2 separate regions of the Mus musculus genome follow, and region 1 is linked to region 2. A link is a loop called in an ENCODE intact Hi-C map of the cell type or tissue named here. Cell type or tissue: left cerebral cortex. All regions are shown on one strand.

Evidence for each region. Hi-C counts contacts between places; a loop is a spot of excess contacts. Peaks named below come from ENCODE experiments on the same cell type or tissue, not always from the same donor. Only the 100,000 strongest peaks of a DNase experiment are listed, where the experiment ranks them.
Region 1: a loop joins it to region 2, with 2.5 times the contacts of the local background. A loop is called at or near these places in 2 of 42 quality-filtered maps.

The regions. Positions count from the first base shown.
Region 1 is chr15:58,492,194-58,500,193 of GRCm38, forward strand. No RefSeq gene overlaps it. Among named protein-coding and RNA genes, the nearest start is that of Fer1l6, 14 kb to the right of the region's middle. In left cerebral cortex, no CTCF peak of the experiment used is centred here; DNase peaks (open chromatin) are centred at 4,182, 7,156 and 7,443.
Region 2 is chr15:58,567,364-58,575,363 of GRCm38, forward strand. It overlaps Fer1l6 (fer-1-like 6 (C. elegans)), which reads left to right. Exons shown (of 41, transcript NM_001370912.1): 12 at 1,743-1,851; 13 at 4,009-4,192; 14 at 6,226-6,346; 15 at 7,886-7,986. Among named protein-coding and RNA genes, the nearest start is that of Gm36451, 26 kb to the right of the region's middle. In left cerebral cortex, no CTCF peak of the experiment used is centred here; DNase peaks (open chromatin) are centred at 4,595 and 4,787.

The sequences.
Region 1 (8,000 bases), 75 kb before region 2:
CAAATAACCAAACCAAACCAATGAAACAAACAACCAATCAAACAAAAAAAAAACCAACCAACCAAACAAACAAAACCTCAGAAAACTAGGAATCAAGGTGTACACTGTGAGCTTGATTTAGATTAGCTACTCAAATCTCTATGGCTAACATGGTATGCATGATGATAGACTGTACACTCTCCCCTAAAATTGCTGCAAGATAAAAAATATCCCCTCTTGTCACCTCCATTCCATGCTCTGCTGGAAGTCCTTGATGTGGAATGTCTCAGCCAGTTCAGGATGCTGAATCAAATGTGGCATTGACCAGGTGGCTTTAACAACAAGCACTACGTCCCTGTGGTTTTAGAGGGAAACCCAAGATCATGGTGGCAGCAGATTTAGTTCCTGGTGAGCACCTGCTTCTTGGCTTAGATGTCTTCTCATTGCATCCTCACCTGGACACTGAGCTCCTCATGGGCCTACGTTTTCTTCATTTGAACACAATCTCTTATCCCCCCCCCCCATCACTGCACTGTTTGGACTCATCTGTCCCCTATTCCTTCATTTTCTTCCCTGACAGCTGCCTCTACCTCCTTGTTCCAATGAAAACCTGTTGAGGCCACTATTGAGGCCACTGCTTCCCCTGCTGCCTATCTATCTGTGACAGTTGTTCTTAACTGTCAACTTGATGAAAACTAGCAGTACTTGGGAGAGGGCCTTGTAGGTAGCCCTGTGGGAATTATCTTGATATGTTATTTGAGGTGAGGAGACTTGCCTACTGTGAGCAGCACCATTCCCTAGGCTGGGATTCTAGACTGTATAAGCTGAATACCAGCACGCATTGCTCTCTGCTTCCTTCCTGTGAACATGATGTAACCAGCTACCTCAAGCTCTAGCTGCTGTGATTTTCCCACGATGTTGGACTATAATCTGACTGTGAGGCAAAATAAATGCTTTCTCCCTGAAGTTGTTTTTCTCAGGTATTTTATCACAGCAACAAGAAAAGTAACTAAGACAAGGTAGTAGCTTTTTACCTTCTCCCATAACAACTCTTTTTGGTATATAAACTGATGACATGACATTACCATTTCATGCTATAGTTAAGGGGAAGATTTCTGTTATGGATATGTGGGAGAGTACAGCTAGCCGGATCTGGAAGAGTCCAAAGCAGAGAGAGAAATTAATAGACTGAGCATGGCCAGCAGACTGGACCTGACTATAGGGAAGCAGGAAGGAAGAAATAAGGGGATACACACACACACACACACACACACACACACACACACACACACACATCCCCTATCTCTGTCTTTCTTTGCCTTTCACATTGTCACTTTTGATCTAACTAGATTCTGTTGGCCATCTTGTAACTACTTCCCTGCCCAAACCCTCAGTCTGGTTTCTTTTGTATTTATCTGGCCAAATCACACCAGATTCCATCTTTGCCTGTGCACTTTGCCTGCCCCAGACAGCTAGCTGAGGCTAGTAAATGCCATGCATTTATATGAATTGATTTTCCTTTATCTCCATACCCATGAAAAGCAGCTGAGCCCTTGTTGGCGTCACAGTGCGTTCGATATCACTTTCTTGGGTGACTAATACTCTTCCCCTTCAGATCCTAGACTCTAGAATCTGAGTCCCTGGAATGATATCCAGGCTGTACTAACTGTGTTAGGACACTTAACTTTTTATGTCTTGATTTACTCCTCATGAAAAGGCAGTAATAACATCAGCTTTGTATATTTGTAATTGAGAAAATCATGCATCTTTTCTACTTATATAAGTTCCTGATCGCAGTAAGCACGAACACATGGGTAGCCAGCTCTTTAATCGAGTAAGTATAGTATAGTATAGTAAGAATATCAGAATCAACAAAGAATGTCATCTCTGTCTGCCGCTTCAATGATCAATGCATTTGTGGTAGCATTGCTTACATCTCTCTGCTGTCTTTGTGCTAATTGGATGGATGTCAGGCACCTGCTATTACCAGCCAGCACCTCTGCTGTGCAGTGCTTGCTTTGCTCCTTCACCAGTTTTGGCTGCTTTCCCTTCCTTCCCTGCATCTGAAATGCCTGGCCTCTAATGGACTCTTTCAATGACATTCCCCTCCCTGCTGCTTCCAGGAGGGTGTTCCTCCACTCACCCACCCACTCCCACCTCCCTACCCTCGATTCCCCTACACTGGAGCCTCTATCGAGTCTTCATAGGACCAAGGACCTCTCCTCCCATTGATGCCTGACAAGGCCATCCTCTGCTGCATGTGCGGCTGGAGCCATGTGTACTCCTTGGTTGGTTGTTTAGACTCTGGGAGCTCTGGTTGGTTGATATTGTTGTTCTTCCTATGGGTTGCAAACCCCTTCAACTCCTTCAGTCCTTTCTCTAACTCCTCTATTGGGGACCCAGCGCTCAGTCCAGTTGATTCTTACTTCACTCTTCACATGTTTGCTGGAAGTCTCTGGATCCTGTCTGCCCTATCCAGGACACAAGCCTTCTTTTTCCTTATCCCTTTCCTCCTAATTTGCTATCCTCAGCTCCCCCTCCTTCTTCTTCTGTCTCTTCCCCTCCTCATCCTCTTCTTCCTTTCCCTTCCTCATCTTTCTCTCCTCCCCTTCCTTTGCCCCTCCTGTTCCCTTGCCCCGCCCCTTCCTTTGCCCCACCCTTCTCTTGCCCCGCCCCTTCTCTTGTTCCTCTTCTGTCTTTCTTTGTCTCTTCTTTCTTCCCTTTGACTCTTCTAAATCAAGATTTCTCTTAAGGGGCCTCATGGTTTTAAATACTATTCTCTAATTTAATATCTGCAGCTGGGACCTCCCCCCACAGGCCATATGTGGCTACACTAACCTAACAGCTGTCTAACAGGGATATAGGGCTTAACTCCAACTTTTGTTTATGCCGCCCGATCTGTTCTGGTGTGTGTGGTTTCCATACTAATAAGTTAAACTTCCGAAGCCAAAGCCTGAGAGTTATTCCAACGCCTCTTGTTCTCGAATTTTCTACCCTATCTATCTATGAGCCAATCCTGCGGTCTTTGCCTTCAGATTATGCCCAATCGAAGCACTATTCCGCACTACCTTGTAGCCCAAGACACTACTGTCTTCTGAATGTATTGACTCACAGTTGTGGGCACAACGAGCTGGCATTTCTCTCTGCTCCTCAGCATCCTGCACTCAGTGCTGTCTCTGTCCAGTTCTCTCCCTCTCTGTTATCCCCACACTGTTCTGAGACCTTTCTAGGCATGGGCTACCCTGTATTCCTGGTGGCCATCACAGCACTTCACACATAGAAACGCTCACGGACAGACAAAAGCGCCACCGTCTGAAGAGAGCATTTAGCAAGCAGAGCTACCCATGAGCCGTAATCCTCTTCCTTTTTAACTGTAGTCAGTGCTTTGGACTAGCCTTCCTTTCACTCACCACACGGTCAGATCAACCCCTCATCTGCTAAACATACATGTTTAGCATGTCCTATTTGCTTGCCTTCCCAATATAACAACTAGATCCTTCTCAGGCTGATGCTGTTTGTCAGCATGAAACAGTGAAGGCTGTGGGTTCGTCCACTGCACTCTCTGGGCTCAGGTGGGCTCAGAAGGGCTCATCCGTCACCAACCTCTGGTGGAATTGCATTCAAATGAGCTGCAGTGGGGAGGGTGTGGGAGGCAAAGGGCTCTACAAAGCAGGTGTGTTGAGGGTCGCTGTGGCTGTTGGTGTGATAGGCCTGTCTTCTTCCCTCTGTCTATCACCCAGTCTTTGCACCAGAAAGTCTATAGCAATGCCTTTTTAAAGGCCAATCCCTGGAACATGTATGTAAAGAAATAAACGTCCTTTGATACTGACCTCATAAAGAAAACAAAATTTGCATCTCAATGAGTTCAATTTTTTTTCCTTGCTTAAAAAGCTCCAATCATTATGAAACCAACAAACCTGCTAAGTTTGAGTTGGCTAATTAGTTTGGTCTTTTTTTTTTTTTTTTTTTTTTTTTTGCAGATTTATAATTGCAAGTATGAAACACAAAGGAGACCATGGATACGAGAAAGACAGCTCTATGGGAATCTTCATGGTATCATCAGTCATTCTGACTGCCTTAACACGTTTTTAAATATATTTTTCCAGATAAACAGAGGGTTTCCTTTAAGAAGCACAGCTTGAAATAGTTGAGTCACACCGTGTCTCTCTCCAGGATAGCAAGTCTTAGAAAGAGCTACAGACAGCTGGGAGATGGGTGAGTATAGCAACACTGAGTGTCCCAACTATAGAACCTTCCAAAATGAACACCAGGAAGATGGCAGGCAAGAAGCCTGCTCTACTGAGAACTGGGGGGCAGGAGAATTTTAAGGGACTCATCTGAGACACTTTGCGCCCAAGTGTTAACTCTTTCATGGCCAAGGATAAAGGAACGCTAAAAGTCAGAGTCCAAGAGAAAGCTGGAGCAGTCTCCGGAGGGAGCTAAGTTAAAGCATTGGGCAACTGATTGAAATTCACTTTTCGTTGCAGCCCAAAGCCTCTGACCTACCCGCCGTCTCTCAGTCAGCTACCACCCTCTGTGGCAGTGCTTCTGTCACCAGGACTGAGCTTGCTCTGTGCCAGGCATGGGCAAGAGCCATGCATCAGGAGCCCTGTCAGCCTTGCTGAGCAATCTTCACCAACAGAACTTAGCCTCAGAATAAACGAGTTAGCAAGTTACATGGAGTGGCACCTGGTGCAGAATAAGAACTGTATGCATGGTTAAATATAATATTTTTAGAGGCATCATCCAAGTATTATTTTATTTTATTTTTTAGTATTTAGGTTTTTTGTTGTTGTTGTTGTTGTTGTTTGTTGTTGTTGTTGTTGTTTTTTTGAAACAGAATCTCCCTGTGTAGCCCTGCTGGCCTGGAACTTGCTATATAGACCTCAAACTTACAGCAATCCCCTGCCTCTTGGATTAGAGGCAGGTGCCATGATCATCATCACCTTTTATTCTCTATACATCTAAAAATTTTTTGATTGGCACATTAAATATGTTTTAGTTTAAGTTCATATTGGGTAGAACTCAACTCAGGGCAATTGGCTTTTATCACTTTTATCACTTTTATCACTTTTATCACTTTTATCACTTAGACTTTTATCACTTTTATGATAACTACTGTTTTAAGATATAAAATACATTATTATTATTAACTATATTCAACTTACTGTGCTATAGACACTAATATTTTCTCCAAAACATTATACACAAACTTTGAATTTTGCTTGTGTTTATTTAAAATGAAGCTGGGTCTAAAGGAAAACCCCTTTTGTGGTGCTAGTCTTTTTTACTGTAGGAGAAGATGATTACAAATAAAAACCCTGCCGGGCAGTGGTGACACACACCTTTAATCCCAGCACCTGGGAGGCAGAGGCAGGCAGATTTCGGAGTTCGAGACCAGCCTGGTCTACAGAGTGAGTTCCAGGATAGCCAGGGCGACACAGAGAAACCCTGTTTCAAAAAACCAACCAACCAACCAACCAACCAACCAACCAACCAACCAACCAAAAACAAATAAAAACCCTGAGAACAAAGCAATGTTACTAAATCACAGGCATATTCTGCGGCCCATGAGATACTCTAACCCTAGGTACCCTTCTTGGCTGAAAAGCGAAATTAGTAAACATCTGAAATTAAACTATACTAGTGCCCTGTGAAGCGCCCTGTGGCGTGATTACTAGGTTGGAAGGGGCTGGAGAAAGGGCCCTGAGATAATTCATTTCATTTATGAATCAGTCTTGAGAGAAAAAGGATGCGCTCCTGCTGGCTCTGCTCATTGAGCAACTCTGGTTAGTAAGACACGCAGAGTCCGGAGCCACAGAGGAACGTTATGATTTCTGTGCAGACAAGGAGAAATTAGGCGCGCAGGGCAAACGCAATGTCCAGGAAGGCGGCGGGCAACAGTGTAGGAGGGAGCAGGTAGGACATCGCGTGGCATGGTCCCAGAAGGTCACACATGGATGAATCCGATCGGGATGAAGGAGAGCAAGAGGGCTCTGGGCTGTGGAGGAGTGCGTGCTCACCTTCACTGCTGTTCATGCTCAGCAGAAATTCCGGTTCTTCGAGATAAAAGCACCAAGCTCCTGCCTCCTCACTGTGGTTCCTACTGCCGAGCCTGATGAGGCTGAGTTTGATTCCTAGATGCCACACGAGGGGAGAAGAGAACTGACCCCCGTAAGCTGTGCACCCCCACACAGGGACACGTGGACACAAAATAAGTAAATCAAAATGTACTGAAGAAGGCTTGAAAGTCACAAGCTGAGCTACTTCTTGGCAAAATATGTCTTGACCAATTTGCCTTCATAATGACAATAGCGAATAAGTAAGACGAGCATTTTTATAGACGGGGCACAGTGTCGAGAGTGGTTGAACTTGCCAGCCTGGCACCATTTCCATAAGCAACTGGCAATGGTAAGACTATATATTCACAGCAGACTATTTATTTACTCAATAGTGTTTGTAGTTCTTGATTTCTCTGCGGCAGAATTACTAATGCAATTGAAAGCAGATTTTTTTCACATAATTTATATTACATTGACAAGAAGGCAGGAGGTGGCAGAGTTGTAAAGGCCAGGCAATAAATATTTTAAGCTTTATGGACCTTTTTATATCTCTGTTGCAAGTATTCAACTCTGCTGCAGAAACAGAAGAGAGCTCTAGACAGAGTGTGAGAAAATCATTTGAATCAATTCCAGTATAATCTTATTTACAAAAGCAAGAAAGAAGCTGCATTGTTCTGCATGTTGTATCTCATATATGTGAATATATATGAAGGATTGAAAAATAGAATATGACATATTCAGATACTGATATTTAAATATATCTCAATAGAACCACAATCTAAAGCCAGTCTAGAAGTGTCGAATCTATTTTTTACATATCTGATAGGTTTTATTATAGAATTATTTAAAGCAGTTTAATTAGAACACAGTTATAAGAACACAACCATTCAGATTTTAAGTAAAAAGGAACTAAAAGCTAAAAAAACCATTAAATTTAGCTTTTGAATGTGTGATTTTGTCAAATCACACATTCATATAAAAGGGAGAGATTATTCGTGGGGTAAGGAAGAGCTCTGTTAAAGAGGGAGGCCGTGGGCAGGTAAAGAACAAACACGGACATGTACTATGGAGATGTCACAGTTAAACTTGTTATTTCCTGTGTTATCTAAAATATGAATAGAAGAAAGTTGTCAAGAAGCTTAGCACCTGCTGCCCTACTAACTGCCTACAAAAATAAGCATACTAAGTCCACCAGGTGTGTGAAGTGCCTGTTGACCTATATACCAGGCAAAGGGTGCTATGGAGCGCTTCAGTATTGTAGAGTGTTGTTCTCTATGAGCCATTGCTTCTGTTGGTAATGCTGAGCTAATTCTCGATACCCCTGGGATGGCAAAATGCAGAACAAAATGAATGAAGACAGTCATTCCGGACACTGCTGGGAAATGAAGCTTAGTTATGCAAGAATCCTATGTTCTCCAAGAGGAGAGATCTGACAACTTAATGAACCTCGCTTTTTTCCTCCCTAAGCATTTCTGCCACTCAGATCCACCACACACTCCAAAGCAGTGGCCTATTTAGCTCCAGCTTCACACACCACCAGTGGCTGCACAGCAAAGCCAGCCTTGAGCCCTCATCCCTGACTGTGGTGTGGAAAGGTGGGTCCTGGGTAAGCAGTTGCTTATGCCACAGAGAGACATGGGTGGCGTTTTCCTGTAGCAAGAGGAAAATCAAAGTCTACTGCTGAAAGAAACATGGAGTGGGGCAACCCGTTCCCGAACCATGCAGGATCCTTGGGACCTTGGTGACTATTGCACACAAACGAGGTGTGTGGAGGTGGCAAGTTTCCACCTACTCTAAGCACTGAGCAGAAGGTAGACATAAAATTCAGGATGGCCAGGATAGATGCCTTTCATTGGCTCATGCAGAGTCTAAATGGCCTCTAAGCCCAGAGGGGCATGCAGATAGGGCTCGGGCGGAGGGGCGTGCTCTAGCTAGTTTCCATGGTTCACAAAAGCCAAC
Region 2 (8,000 bases):
TTTTAGGGGCCTACTTCAGGACTCTTGTTCTGTTCACCCCATGTCTGTGGGGCCACAGCTGTTTTGTTCTCTTAGCTTACTGCTAAGGAATTTAAGCCCTGCTCTTCTTTCCTTGGACTTTAGTAAATCCAGCTGCAAAGCCAGAGAACCCTTTTATACCTCTTCACCTCACTCAGAATCTTCACTCAGAAATAATTCCCCATTAGGAAGAGCTACTTGCAAAGAACTGAGTATTACCCTATGGTGTACTGGTTGGCTCTCAACCTTTCTAATGCTGTAATCCTTTAATAAACTTCCTCGTCTTATGGTGACCCCTCCCCCCCCCAACCATAAATTACTTTCATTGCTACTTCCTGATTGGAACTCGGCTACTGTTAAGAATTGTAACGTAGATATATTTGGGAGATAGAGGTTTGCCAAAGGGGTCATGGCCCACAGGTTGAGAACCACTGCCGCATGACCTGCCACACTCCAGTCTTCCAGATTACCTGTAGGTTTTTTGACCATGCAGTCTTGGTAAAGAATAGGTCTTAAGCCATAGCTGACTTAGTCTTGCTGTGTGACCTTGGAAGCCCCTTAGTCTTTTTGCACTTTATTTTATAAAGCTAAACACTAGAGGTTGGAGTAGAGAGCTCTAATGTCCTTTCAATATAAAAGCATTTCTGACTCAGATACAAGTGGATCCCTTCCAATAGTTTTCAGTGTGTCCGGCACCCCAGATACACAGGATTGATTGAAGCTTTTGCTATGCCTAACACTTCCCTCTTTTTATGAGTTTCCTAATTGCCCTACAGTGTTATTACTGTGAAGAGACACCATGACCAAGGCAATTCTTATAATGGCAAACATTTCATTGTAATTGGGGCTGGCTTATAGCATTATCATCATAGCAGGAAGCACGGCAGTGTGCAGACAGGCATGGTGTTGGAGGAGCCAAGATTTCTACATCTTCATCTGAGGTTAGCCAGGAGGAGACTATCTTCTGCAGGCAGCCAGGAGGAGACTCTTCCACACTTAAGCACTAGCAGACCTAAAAGCCCACCCCCACAGTGACACACGTCCTCCAACAAAGCCACACCCATCCAATAAGGCCACACCTCCTAATAATGCCAGTCCCCATGGGCCAAGCCTATGGGGGCCAAACCGATTCAAACCACCACACTAATTATTTAAGGAAGTGAACGTTGACTGTGGATCAGCCCCAAGGCAACAGGTTAGCATATGTTAATCTCAAAGAACACATGGGAATGATCTCGATTCCAGCACTCAAAGTTGTTATAAGGAACCTTAATAAATGTATATGAGCACTGCATCTAAGCCATACAGTTTCGCTCATGTGTAAGGGTCCAGTGCTATGACTCTCAGTATCTCATCTTTAATTTCCTGGATCCAAACACCTGCTCATTATTGCCTCCCACCCTCAAACAGCAACTTGGGAAGACACACACCAAGCTCATCTTTTGTGTGAAAGGAGACTGCTTATAAGGAGACTTATAATAAGCTAGCAGTTCAGAGCGTGATTCTGTGTCATTTTAGACTGACCAGTGGCTAGCTGAGTTTGGACTTGAGTTTGTTGGCCATGATTCTGCCTGTCTGCTTGGTGGCAAGGCATGGCATTTCCAGCTGTAACAGAGACTCAGGCGTCTACGAAGTGTAGCAGACCAAATGAGTTTCACTAACTTGGCTTTCTAGAGAGGAAAGGAAGCCAGATCTGTCTAGCAATTTTTTTTTCTTCTCTGTAGATTATACCGGAAAAATATGAGGACTTTTTACTCTTCGGAGCCTTTTTTGAAGCTACCATGATTGACAGGAAGATTGGAGACAAACCGATCAGCTTTGAAGTTTCTGTTGGTGAGTGCAGACACTTGTAGGGCTTGGGGAGTGTTTGTCTCTTGAAGAAGTGAACGAATGCCTTACATAAGGTGATTGTACTGTGGTGGAGATGATAGTCAGGACCTCAAACAGAAAGGATGCTTCTCTGGGTACCCAGTGTCAACACATAAAGAGTAGATTTATCCCTATAGATTTTTAGAAACAAACAAACACACAAAAAGAAAACAGTAATCAGTATAGGTGTGGATTCAGGGACTTGGGTTACTAATCTTGGTTCCATTACTTTGGGATGATTTCACTTCTCTGGGGCTTGGTTTCCTCGTGTATACAATAGGAAATATAATGACTCCTCCAGAATTGCAAGATTTGAAGAGTTGATGCCATACGTCACACATTCAGTAGAGACTACAGCCATAGTCCCCAGCCATCTTCCTTGGCTAAGGAGCAGCTCAGCTAAGAGCACTAATTCCATCAGAGAAGAGCAGATTCACGTCCCGGCAGCTATGTTGCAACAGAGCAGAAGGAAGTAGAGATGAGATGCAGTCCTAAGCTACACAGCTGGAGGCCTGGCAGGGAGTCCCATGTCTGCATGTTCACAGGATGAAGATGTCTATTAAAACTGTGAAGGACAAAATTCTGACAGGAGAGGCCTTGTCTTTTTTTTCCCTTTTATTGATTTACTGAAAATAAATGTTTTTTCTCACATAATGTATCCTGATTATGATTTCTGCTCCCTTGATTCCTCCTCCTGCTTCCTCCCACCTCCCCTCTCATCTGGATCCACCATCTTTCTGTCTCTTACCAGAAAACAAACAAGATGCTAAGAGATATATGATATGATATGACATGACATGACATGATATGATATGATAAAAATTAACACATCAGAATTGGTCAAGAGAAGGCACAAGAGACAGACACCAACTCATTTGAACAGTCAGGAAGCCCATAAAAATATTAAGCTGGAAGCTATTCTATATGCACAAAGGACCTATAGTAGAAATAAAGAAAAAATATTTAAATAAAAAATACAAATATAAAAATGTAAAAATAAAATATCAATAGAGAAATTATATAGATAAAATATAAAATAATAATTTATAAATAAAAACATTTTTAAGAATAAGAATTTTAAAAAGGTAAAGCTCTGATGTGACATCATGAGACAAGGAGGCTTCAAAGCTGCCACGGAGTTCATTTTCTGGTGGCCATCTACTGCTGGGCATGCAGCCTGCTCTTAGGGTTATTTGTTTCCCGAGTGAGACTCCCTTGGAGGAAAGTGGTTATCAACTGGAAATGGTTTCTGGGTTAGGGATGGGGCCAGTGACCATTCCTCCTTTCAGCTCTAGGAGGCCAGCTGGAGCAGTGATCTGTCCCTGTGCCTGCTGGAGAGACCTTCTCTTACTGGAGAGACCTTCTCTTACATGAAAACATTTCCCCTCCCCCACTCCTCCTCTCTCTCCAACACCCACTCACCCTTTAAAAACATGATATCATCTTTGGGTACTCACACTTCTCTTAGAGAAGAAGCAGTTTTGAGAAGGTTCCTAATATTTTGTGTGTGTGTGTGGAAATAAAATCTGATTACCAAATGACACATCCAGAATGATAATTTATCAAGTCTCCATGGCGAATTTTGGTAGGCGGTATACACTAAGCTGTTAAAAGCGGGGATAACTCAGAAAGCCAAAGTATTTTGCTGCTAAGCCCGATCACCTGACTTTGGTCTTTGGGATGCACAGGTGGAAGGAGAGATCCCAGCACCTGCATGTTGTCCTCCGACTGCCACACTTACTCATAGATATATGTACCCACACAAAATAATGTGATAAAATTAAAATAGGTAAAAAAAAATGGCTATAAATAAAATTAAAAATAAATTAATAAAATTAAAACCTTCAGAGGATTTTTTTTCCTTAACCATCTTTGTTGACTTGCAACTTGTGTACGTTTTATGAACAGGAAAATAAGAATTCTTGACTTTGTCAATCAGTTTTCTTGTTCTCCATGGGTTGTTCTTTCTGTCTTTATCTTGAGATCTTAGCTCCTTGCTGTGAGAGGGTGTGGGTATGCCAAGCTGACTGATCCTAGCTCCTTGCTGTGAGAGAATGTGGGGTATGCTAAGCTGACTGATCCCACTCACTGACATTCAGCCCATTGCTCTTGTCTCTGAAGGTAACTTTGGGAACCTGATTGATGGAGGGTCTCATCATGGAAGTAAGAAAAAATCGACTGAGCTGACTGAAGAGGACGTCCTTCCTTTGCTGCACGAAGGAGAAAAAGATGTGGCCCAGGACAGTGCCATTTCCATGGCCTCCACCACTCACCCAGAGAAGCCTCTGGTGACAGACGGGAACAGGTAGGAGGAGACAGGGCAGGTGAGAGCAAAGTTTCTGCTGGGTGACAATTTTTGCCAATTCCTGGGACGGTTTCATCCAGCTTTCAGTAAGATAAGAAACACAAATTCATCTCAGTGCTGGAACCAGCTGCAAACAGGAAAAGCATTGTAACTACCACTCTAGTAAGTCCTTAGCCCCCCCCCCCCCCAGAGACACGCCCAGGGAATTCATCTAAAGGCAGAGCAGCCATGATGCTCTGTTAGACCTGAGAGAAAACTATTTCCACAAGTGTCAGGTTAAAGCAGTCCAGACATTTCCCTAGGAACTGACTTCCCAGTCTGTCTCCTTGGCCACTGCTCCTCTTTCCAGATCGGGCAGATTAGATGTCCCCATCTGGGCAGCTTGTCACCAGACTCATTTGTTTCCCAGCTTGCCACCTCTAGACAGATCCCTCCACTCCCAGTCTTCCAACCCACTGTTGGAGATTGTCAGTTGTTTTCTTCCATATTTTAAAGATTTCTTTTATTTTAAGTTATATGCATATGTGGGGGTGGGAGTGGGGGTGGGGGAGCTATGTTCATGCGTGAGTGTGCCTGCTGAATCCAGGATAGTGTGTCAGATCCCCTGTAGCAGGAGTGATGGCTGTGAGTCACCCCACAGGGATGCTTGGAATAGAGCTCTGGTTCTCTGTATAGTGGTACACCCTCATAACTGCTGAGCTATCTCTCCAGCCCCAGGTCTACTTTTCCTTCCTGTCCAAAGCCAGTAAGTGACAAGTTCTGGCCAGTATAAATCTTAGGTATTTTTTGTGTCCTTAATTCTGGCCTTGTATGTCTTGTTACTAAGAGAAAAATACCTGATAAAAGCAACTAGAGGCACAAGGTTTATTTCCCCTTATATTTCGTGGAGATACAGTCCACCATGATGAAGCAGGATTGGAAGCTGGTCGCATCATGTTTACTGTCAGGTAGGAGAGAGAGAGGACAGGAAGGGAGTCAAGCAATAAATCCAGTGACCACTTCCTTCAGTGAGGTTCTGCCTCCCAAAAGGTCTCCAACCTTCCTAAACAGTGCAGGTATCTGGTGACCATGTGTTCAAATACACATACACACACATGCACAGACACATATACACATGCACATACACACACACAGATACCCACATGCACACACAGACCCATAGCATATACATATACACACATGCACACACAGACCCATAGCATATACAGACATGCACACACAGACCCATAGCACATACATATACACACACATATACACACATGCACACACACACACACCACCACCACATTCCTGGGGGCTCCACATCTTTGCTGCTTGGCTATACCTCTTAGTCCTTCCTAGCCAAACAAGGCACCAGTGCCTGGTAAGAATAAGTATTGAATGGATGAGTGGACAAACGGATAAAAGAATGGTATCAAGCTACCAAGTACTGATTTAGATTGGTATATATGCCTTTATCCCCATTGGTCATATAATTTACTTTTCTCCAAAAAATTTTACTCTCATCTGTTATACCAGCAGGTCAATACAATGTGCTCAGAATGCACATATTTAAAAAGGAATCTTGCTCTTTTTTCTTTATCAACTTAAGTCTTCATTGAGGAAGGTTTTTTTCCAACATACTCTACACACTAATGGTAATTTTAAAACTTTGTCCTATGTCTGGGGGGAACTCCTTTTGTTTGTTTGGTTGGTTTTATTTTGAGAGTTTCAAATGCAGCCCAGGCTGTCCTTGAATTTACTTTGTTGCTGAGGATGGCTTTGAATTCTCCTCCTGCCTCTCATTTCAAGTGCTAGAATCAGATGTGTGTCGCCATCTTGATTTATTGGTAACTCTTAATCATTTCCATGGTAACCACATAACCGGCGTTCACTGTTCACAGGTCTCCAATTATAGACTAAGGATGGGATTAGTAGTTTTATCATACCCTCTCTTCTGCAGCCCTACAGAACACATGAAACGTGAACAAATCGGAATTCCTTGAAAACCACTCCTTATCTACTGACTTCTGCACCCAATGTACCTTTTACAGAAATTACAACTATTTGCCCTTTGGTGCCAAGAAGCCCTGTGTCTCCTTCATCAGTTCCTGGGGAGACCAGACATTCAGACTGCACTGGTCCAACATGCTGGAAAAAATGGCTGACCTCTTGGTAGGTGGCTTCATAGATAGAATGGGAAACTGGGGACAAAGATATGCCTTTTTATTCAACCAGGGTCTTGACCTCAGGTTAAGTAACACTGAATTGGGGACTACTGCATTTCAAAGCTTCTACCATGTGGACCCAGAGGAATGAGAATGTTTTGTAAAACCCCTGGAATTCAAATCAAACTACCCAAATCAGAATCCAAACTAACCAAATCTGCCGTTTAGTCTTACAATACCTAACACGAGGCTGATCCAACATCTCCCAAAGGCAGGAGCATGAAGGCATCTCAGAGTTGACATCTGGCTTTAACTAGTCCTCTCTCCTACTCTCAGATTTCCTCCCCATCCCATATGCCTCACTGGGATGGACATCCCCTAGTCCTTTACTGGCAGTCCACAGGTCCCACCAGATGACTCTTGTCTTAACTTCCTATTCCTCTAGAGCCTACACTAAGGACAGAATTCTACCTCCCTCATTTTTGTTCCATAACTTGGCTTCTGTAAAGCAAAACAATGCCTCCTGCTGTGGGATTCTAGGAATTGCGTAACTAGACTCTGAAGATAACTTGAGAGGCGTAGCCGGCTCACAAAATGTGGAGGCCCTGGGCTTTGTAAGTCTAGTCTTGTTTCTTCTTCAGACAGAGTAGTTTTAGTTCATCACTAAGAGAGCAAGGAATTAGAAGAGTGGTCAGTGTCAATAGGCCTTCGTGGCCTCCATGACTAAGTTTATTTATTCCCTTATGATGGCAGTGTAGACAGTTCCCATTAGTTTCCAGTTTTATAAATGAGGAGACTGCATAATGAGATTAGTTCACTAGTAAGTGGCACCGGAGATTAGAACCCAGGTAGCCCAAGCCAGAGCCTGAATCCTTACTCCATTGTGATGCCTGTTCCTCAGATACTGGAGATTGAGTCAGCAGGCACTGGATTTTGGCAGGTGATAGGAAATGCAGCTTTTGTAAATTCTAGCAGAGCAGTGGGAATATGAGCAATTCCCCTTAGACCCCATTTTTCTCTGAGTAGAATCCTAGAATTTAGACCCAAAGAGAAATGTAAAATTATTATGTATATCAATAGTCACTGCTGCAGTCAACCTGCCCCATTCCCTGTCCCCAAACCTGACATACTCAGAAGAGCAAGTATGTATTTAGTGTCAGTAGGATTCTATTACTCTATAAAATTGACTTAAATATTGATTTTGAAGTTACTTAATAATTACATATAAAATTTAAGATTATGAAATATTTCTCACAATATTAGGTTTTCCTCAAGGTGAGTGACAAAAAATGATGCTTAGGTAGATAGGAACGGATCTGGGGCACAATGACTGCGAGTAATGTGGGTGAGGATGCGCATCTGGTCCTACGGAAAGGAGGGATCAAAGTGGGAACGCCGCAGCTGTGTTTCCAGGCCAAGTTCACCAAGGTAAAGGGGCACTTCCGGTCTCCAAAACCACAGAGACTAAGATAGCCAGCTGTTGTTTCTGGGATGTGACAATCAATGGTGTCTATACAAGTCCCATGGCTCTGTGGTTTGTCTTCAGGAAGAAGGCATAGAAGAAGTGAGGGAACTGGTCAAGGTTTCCCAGGAGGCGCCAGAAGAGAAGATGAAGACTGCACTCCGTGACTTCATCACGCAAAGCAGGTGGGTGACGTCAT